2 separate regions of the Homo sapiens genome follow, and region 2 is linked to region 1. Evidence: read pairs that join two places in POLR2A ChIA-PET (ENCODE). Cell type or tissue: GM12878. All regions are shown on one strand. Links, peaks and the distances in the headings refer to the core of each region. The heading gives the core; the rest is flanking DNA.

The links. Peaks named below come from ENCODE experiments on the same cell type or tissue, not always from the same donor. Only the 100,000 strongest peaks of a DNase experiment are listed, where the experiment ranks them.
Region 2: POLR2A ChIA-PET joins it to region 1 with 5 read pairs; 3 of 35 experiments call an interaction of 5 or more read pairs at or near these places.

The regions. Positions count from the first base shown.
Region 1 is chr9:36,631,752-36,634,552 of GRCh38, reverse strand. MELK (maternal embryonic leucine zipper kinase) reads right to left here. Exons shown (of 18, transcript NM_014791.4): 10 at 1,353-1,451. Among named protein-coding and RNA genes, the nearest start is that of MELK, 60 kb to the right of the region's middle. In GM12878, for the core only: a CTCF peak has its summit at 1,451 (motif pointing left); no DNase peak of the experiment used is centred there.
Region 2 is chr9:36,549,380-36,552,180 of GRCh38, reverse strand. No RefSeq gene overlaps it. Among named protein-coding and RNA genes, the nearest start is that of MELK, 22 kb to the left of the region's middle. RefSeq lists enhancers at 37-176, 1,280-1,559. In GM12878, for the core only: no CTCF peak of the experiment used is centred there; a DNase peak (open chromatin) is centred at 1,400; H3K27ac peaks cover 1,459 bases.

The DNA of each region.
Region 1 (2,801 bases), core at 130-2,629:
TTTTAGTAAAGATGGGGTTTTACCATGTTGGCCAGGCTGGTCTGGAACTCCTGACCTCAAGTAATACGCCTGCCTCAGCCTCCCAAAGTGCTGGGATTACAGGTGTGAGCCACCGTGCCTGGCCTAATTAGCCATTTTTTTCAAAGAACACCATTTTGATGAGAAAGAACACGGACTAACTATAGTTATTTAGACTTAAATGTTCAGCAGACATTTTCTCAAAAATGAACCAAGGGAATTTGTCAGTTCAAGGAGAATGACATATTTGTTGTCAATGATAGAATTTTAGCTTTTAAGCAAAAATTAGAATTTAGAAAACTTTTATTTGCCACCATGATCTTGAGTGCTTTCCAATAGTTAAAGACTTTTCTACTGAGATCAGTAGTGATTTTAAGGAATGTGATTTAATGTTGTATAACGAAATGTGTTAACGTTTGGAAGATTTGCATAACTCAGCAAACCAGTGTTTTCCAAATAACCAATGCATCATGTTATGTGAGGAAAAGATCCAATGGACAGAACAATGGATTTTATGGAATACAGTACAAAATTTCATTGATATGGCTTCAGATTCCACATGCAATTACCCTTTAAGAAACTACCATTTGTCAAGTTTTAATGGGCTATCAGAAACTGTCTGAATGGCTATTAGAATTTTTCTTCCTTTTCCTATTGCATATCTGTGTGAGGCTGCATTTTATTCCTTGGCTTCAATCAAAACAACCTATCAAAACAGACTGAACACAGAAGCAGGTGGCTATACAGGTGTCTTCTATTAAGCCAGACTTTAAAGAAATTTGCAAAGTTGTAAAACAATGTCATTCTTTTTGCTAAATTTATTTTGTAAATGGTTATTCTTCATAAAAATATTTGTGTTAATATGCAATAGTTTTATCATATTAGTTTTTAATGAATAAATAAATATTAAGAGTATAAAGGGATCCTCAAACTAAAAAGTTTGAGAACTACTGTACCCTCATAACTTCTCTGGGAAGTAGAACTGGTTTAACCTACTTTTTACAGATGAATAAATAGGTTCTGCAAAGTTAAGTAACTTGTCCAAGATTCCCAGAGCACTGTGACTGACTGCACATGAGAAACACCTGGGAGCTTTTAAAAACTCCCATTAAGTGTTCTGGGATGGGGAGCAGGCATTTCTTTTTAAGGTCCCAGGTAATTCTCATTTGCAGATGGGGTTAAGGAACCACTGTCCATTAGGTTACAAGTCTCCCAAACACCAATCTGATTAATATATTTTCTTGTATATTTAGACCACATCATTGTAGGTTCTGAATTCACCCAAAGACCACACAAAGTCAAAAAAAAATTCTACTGGATTTCATTTTACTTACAGGATTCTTGCTTTGCCACTCAACAGGATAGTTGTAATCTTGCATGATCCAGGGATGGTTCAATAGATTTTTCATAGAAATCCGTTTCTTTGGGTCCACCTAGTGGCCATTAAAAAGTAGCTAGAGATTAACATTTCAAATAGAGAACATAGAACACCTTTCCTCCTGAAAACTAAAAATGCATCAGAACAGATGTAAACTTTATCATCACAAAAATGCTGTCAAAGACTTTAAAATGGCCTTGGAAGAAATTCTTTTAAAAAGGCAACAGAGGCAAGAAAACTATAGCAACCAACACAGGCTTAGAAGATAAATGTTTAACAAACATGAACTTCATTGGTATGGACATTATTCGTGAAGTTCAATCTATTGTATGATGTAATAGTCTTTTGCTGGAAAACCTATTCACGGGAAATATTCACCAATTAAACATTCAAGCAGCCACAATGCAGGGCATTCATACTGAATATGCAATCTCTACCTCCAATGAGCTTACAATCACACAGAACAAGTTGAAAAGCACACCTTTCCATTTGTAATTTTCAAATGTAAGGAGAGAAAAATTAATCAACAAAGATTAACGTTATTTTGGAGTCTAGAAGAAAGAGTAAGGCATTTTCAATCTCATTACGGAGATTTGGTGGTCTGGCCCTACTTAATCAAGGTGAGTGAGCCTGAGGTAAATTTTGAATAAAAGATGGAGATGACTTAATAGATGAAAAAACCAGAAGATATTCTGAATACATAATGAAAAAAAAATTGCACTAAGAAGATACTCATATTTTCAAAGTGTTTCCTATCAATCTCATTTTGTCCTTATAACACTACATAGCAGTGAGGCCAGGCTCAGAACCCCCATTTTATAGATCAGATTAGGTGATACATTGATTAATTGGTAGAGTGCTTACCTAGGCTTCAGCACTCCTATCTTTCACCCTCAGAGGCTCATTCCAATAAATCTGTGGTTCTCAAAGTGTGGCCCCAAGACCTGCAGCATCAGCATCTTCTGGGAGCTTGTTAGAAATGCAAAATTTCAGTCCTGCCTCAGATCTATTGAATTACACACTCTGGGGCTGGAGGCCAGCAATCTGTATTTTAACAAGCCCGGGGTAATTTTGATATCTGCTGAAGTTTGAGAACCACTGCACTAGGTAACAGGGCCCATTCAATAGTACATCAACTCATTCAAGTATTTATTCAGTATCTACTAACATACTTAATGAGCAAGAGTTGGGAAAAGGCGGGATGCCGTGGCTCATACCTGTAATCCCAGCACTTTGGGAGATCAAGACAGGCAGAACGCTTGAGCTCAGGAGTTCGAAACCAGCCTGGGCAACGTAGCGAAACCCCATCTCTACAAAAAATACAGTTTGCTGAAAGTAATTATAAGGAATGAAGTGATAAATAAAATTTAAAAACAACCAAAAAAAAAAGAAAACTAAAGAAAGA
Region 2 (2,801 bases), core at 213-2,712, 82 kb after region 1:
AGCCCGTCTTTTGGTACCACTACATCATATGTCTAGGAATTGAAATGAGTCCTAGGCATTTGTGGTTTGTTTTTATGTAATTTGGACTTAGTTTTAGTCTTATATATCTATTTTAAGAAGTTTCTTCTTCTAACCCAGCATGTTAGGCCACAGTTACTTTTGCTTCCCCTTTGAGCTCTACTGACATTCTGCTGGGAAAATAATGCTGCACTAGCTGTAAATCTTATTCTGGAGAAATGATCTCGACCCTTGATTCCCCTCCCCGCCCCCCAGACATTGTCTTGCTCTGTCGCCCAGGCTGGAGTGCAGTGGCATGATCTTGGCTCATGGCAACCTCCGCCTCCTGGGTTCAAGCAATTCTCCTCCCTCAGCCTCCTGAGTAGCTGGGATTATAGGCACATGCCACCACATCCAGCTAATTTTTGTATTTTTAGTAGAGACGGGGTTTCATTACATTGCCAGGCTGGTCTCAAACTCCTGACCTCATGATCCGCCCATCTCGGCCTCTCAAAGTGTTGGGATTACAGACACGAGCCACTGCGCCTGGCCTCAACCCTTGATTTATCTCATCCATAGGATTTTGAAACTTTAGGACTAAAATGACTGAGACGTGGGAATAGTATCAGTGATTCATGAATTTGTTTGTACATTGAAATACCTGGGGAACTTTTACAATTCTTGATGGCCAGGTCACATCCCAGACCAATTAAACTAGAATCTGTGAAGCAGGGACCCAGCCACAGGTATGTTTATAAAGTGCTCTAGACAATCTGAATGCACAGCCTAGTTTGAGAGCCAGTCATCTAATGATTCTCAGTAGACACAATGCTACCATCTGGGTAATATTTTAGAAATTTGTGGGCAAATTTTGATTGTCAAAGTACTAAGAATGGCTGAAATAAAAAATAGTGATGATGCCAAGAGCTGGTGAGGATGCAGAGACTCTGAGTCACTCATACTTTGCTGGATGGGACGTAAAATGGTACAGCCGCTCTGAAAAATACTTGGGCTGTTTCTTCTTCCTTTTCTTTTTTCTTTTTTTTGAGACGGAGTGTCACTCTGTTGCCCAGGCTGGAGTGCAGTGGTGCGATCTCAGCTCACTGCAACCTCCGCCTCCCGGGTTCAAGCAATTCTCCTGCCTCAGCCTCCTGAGTAGCTGGGATTACAGGCGCGCGGCACCATGCCTGGCTAATTTTTGTATTTTTAGTAGAGATGGAGTTTCACCATGTTGGTCAGGCTGGCCTCGAACTCCTGACCTCGTGACCTGCCTGCCTCAGCCTCCCAAAGTGCTGAAATTACAGGCATGAGCCACCCTGCCCGGCCAGGGCTGCTTTTTTTTTACCACCCAAAATGGACTTAACATATGACTCAGCAATTTCACTCTTGGTCATTTTTCTCACATAAAATTTTTTTTCACACACAAGCTCGTAATAGTGTTCACAGCAGCTTTATTCATAATAGCCAAACACTGTAAATTATCTAAAGGTGTTTTTTTTTTTTGAGACAGAGTGTCACTCTCACTCAAGCTGGAGTGCACTGGCATGATTTCAGCTCACTGCAACCTCCGCACCCCCAAGCTCAGGTGATCCTCTCACCTTAATCTTCTGAGTAGGTGAGACTACAGGTGTGAACCACCAAGCCTGGCTAATTTTCATTTTTCTGTAGAGACGGGGGTTTGCCATGTTGCCCAGGCTTGTCTTAAACTTCTGGGCTCAAGTGATCCTGCCTGCCTTGGCCTCCCGAAGTGTTGGGATTACAGGCATGAGCAACCACGCCCAGCCTCTAAATGTCTTTCAGTAAATAAATGGCTGAACTGCGGAACATTCAAACCATGGACTACTACGCAGCAATCAAAGTGAATGAGCTATTAACACATACAACTTGGATGAACCTCAAGTGAATCATACTAAGTAAAAATAGCCAATTGGAGGTTGCGATGAGCCCAGATCGCACCATTGCACTCCAGCCTGGGCAACAAGAGCGAAACTCCATCTCAAAAAACAAACAAACAAACAATAATAATAATAATAAAAATGCCAATCTAGGTAGGGCTGGGCGAGGTGGCTCATGCCTGTAATCCCAGCACTTTGGGAGGCCGTGGCGGGCGGATCACCTGAGGTCGGGAGTTCAAGACCAGCCTGACCAATGTGGAGAAACCCTGTCTCCTCCATAAATACAAAATTAGCTGGGCATGGTGGCACATGCCTGTAATTCCAGCTACTCAGGAGGCTGAGGCAGAAGAATCGCTTGAACCTGGGAGGCAGAGGTTGTGGTGAGCCGAGATTGCGCCATTGCACTCCAGCCTGGGCAACAAGAGCGAAACTCCATCTCAAAAAAAAAACATTCTTTCCTTCATGTTAACTTTAGATAACCTGACAACAATGTGCCTTGGAGATGATCCTTTTTTTTTTTTTTTTTTTTAAAGACAGAGTCTTACTCTGTTACCCAGGCTAGAGTGCAGTGGCACGATCTCAGCTCATTGCAACCTCCACCTCCTAGGTTCAAGCGATTTTCCTGCCTCAGCCTCCTGAGTAGCTGGGACTACAGTCATGCACCACGACACTGGCTAATTTTTGTATTTTTAGTAGAGATGGGGTTTCTCCATATTGGTCAGGCTGGTCTCGAACTCCCAACCTCAGGTGATCTGCCTGCCTCAGCCTCCCAAAGTGCTGGGATTACAGGCATGAGCCACCGCGCCTGGCCATTTTTTTTTTTTTTTTTTTTTTTTTGGTGATGATCTTTTTGCGATGAATTTCCCAGGTGTTCTTTGAGCTTCTTGTATTTGGATGTCTAGGTTTCTA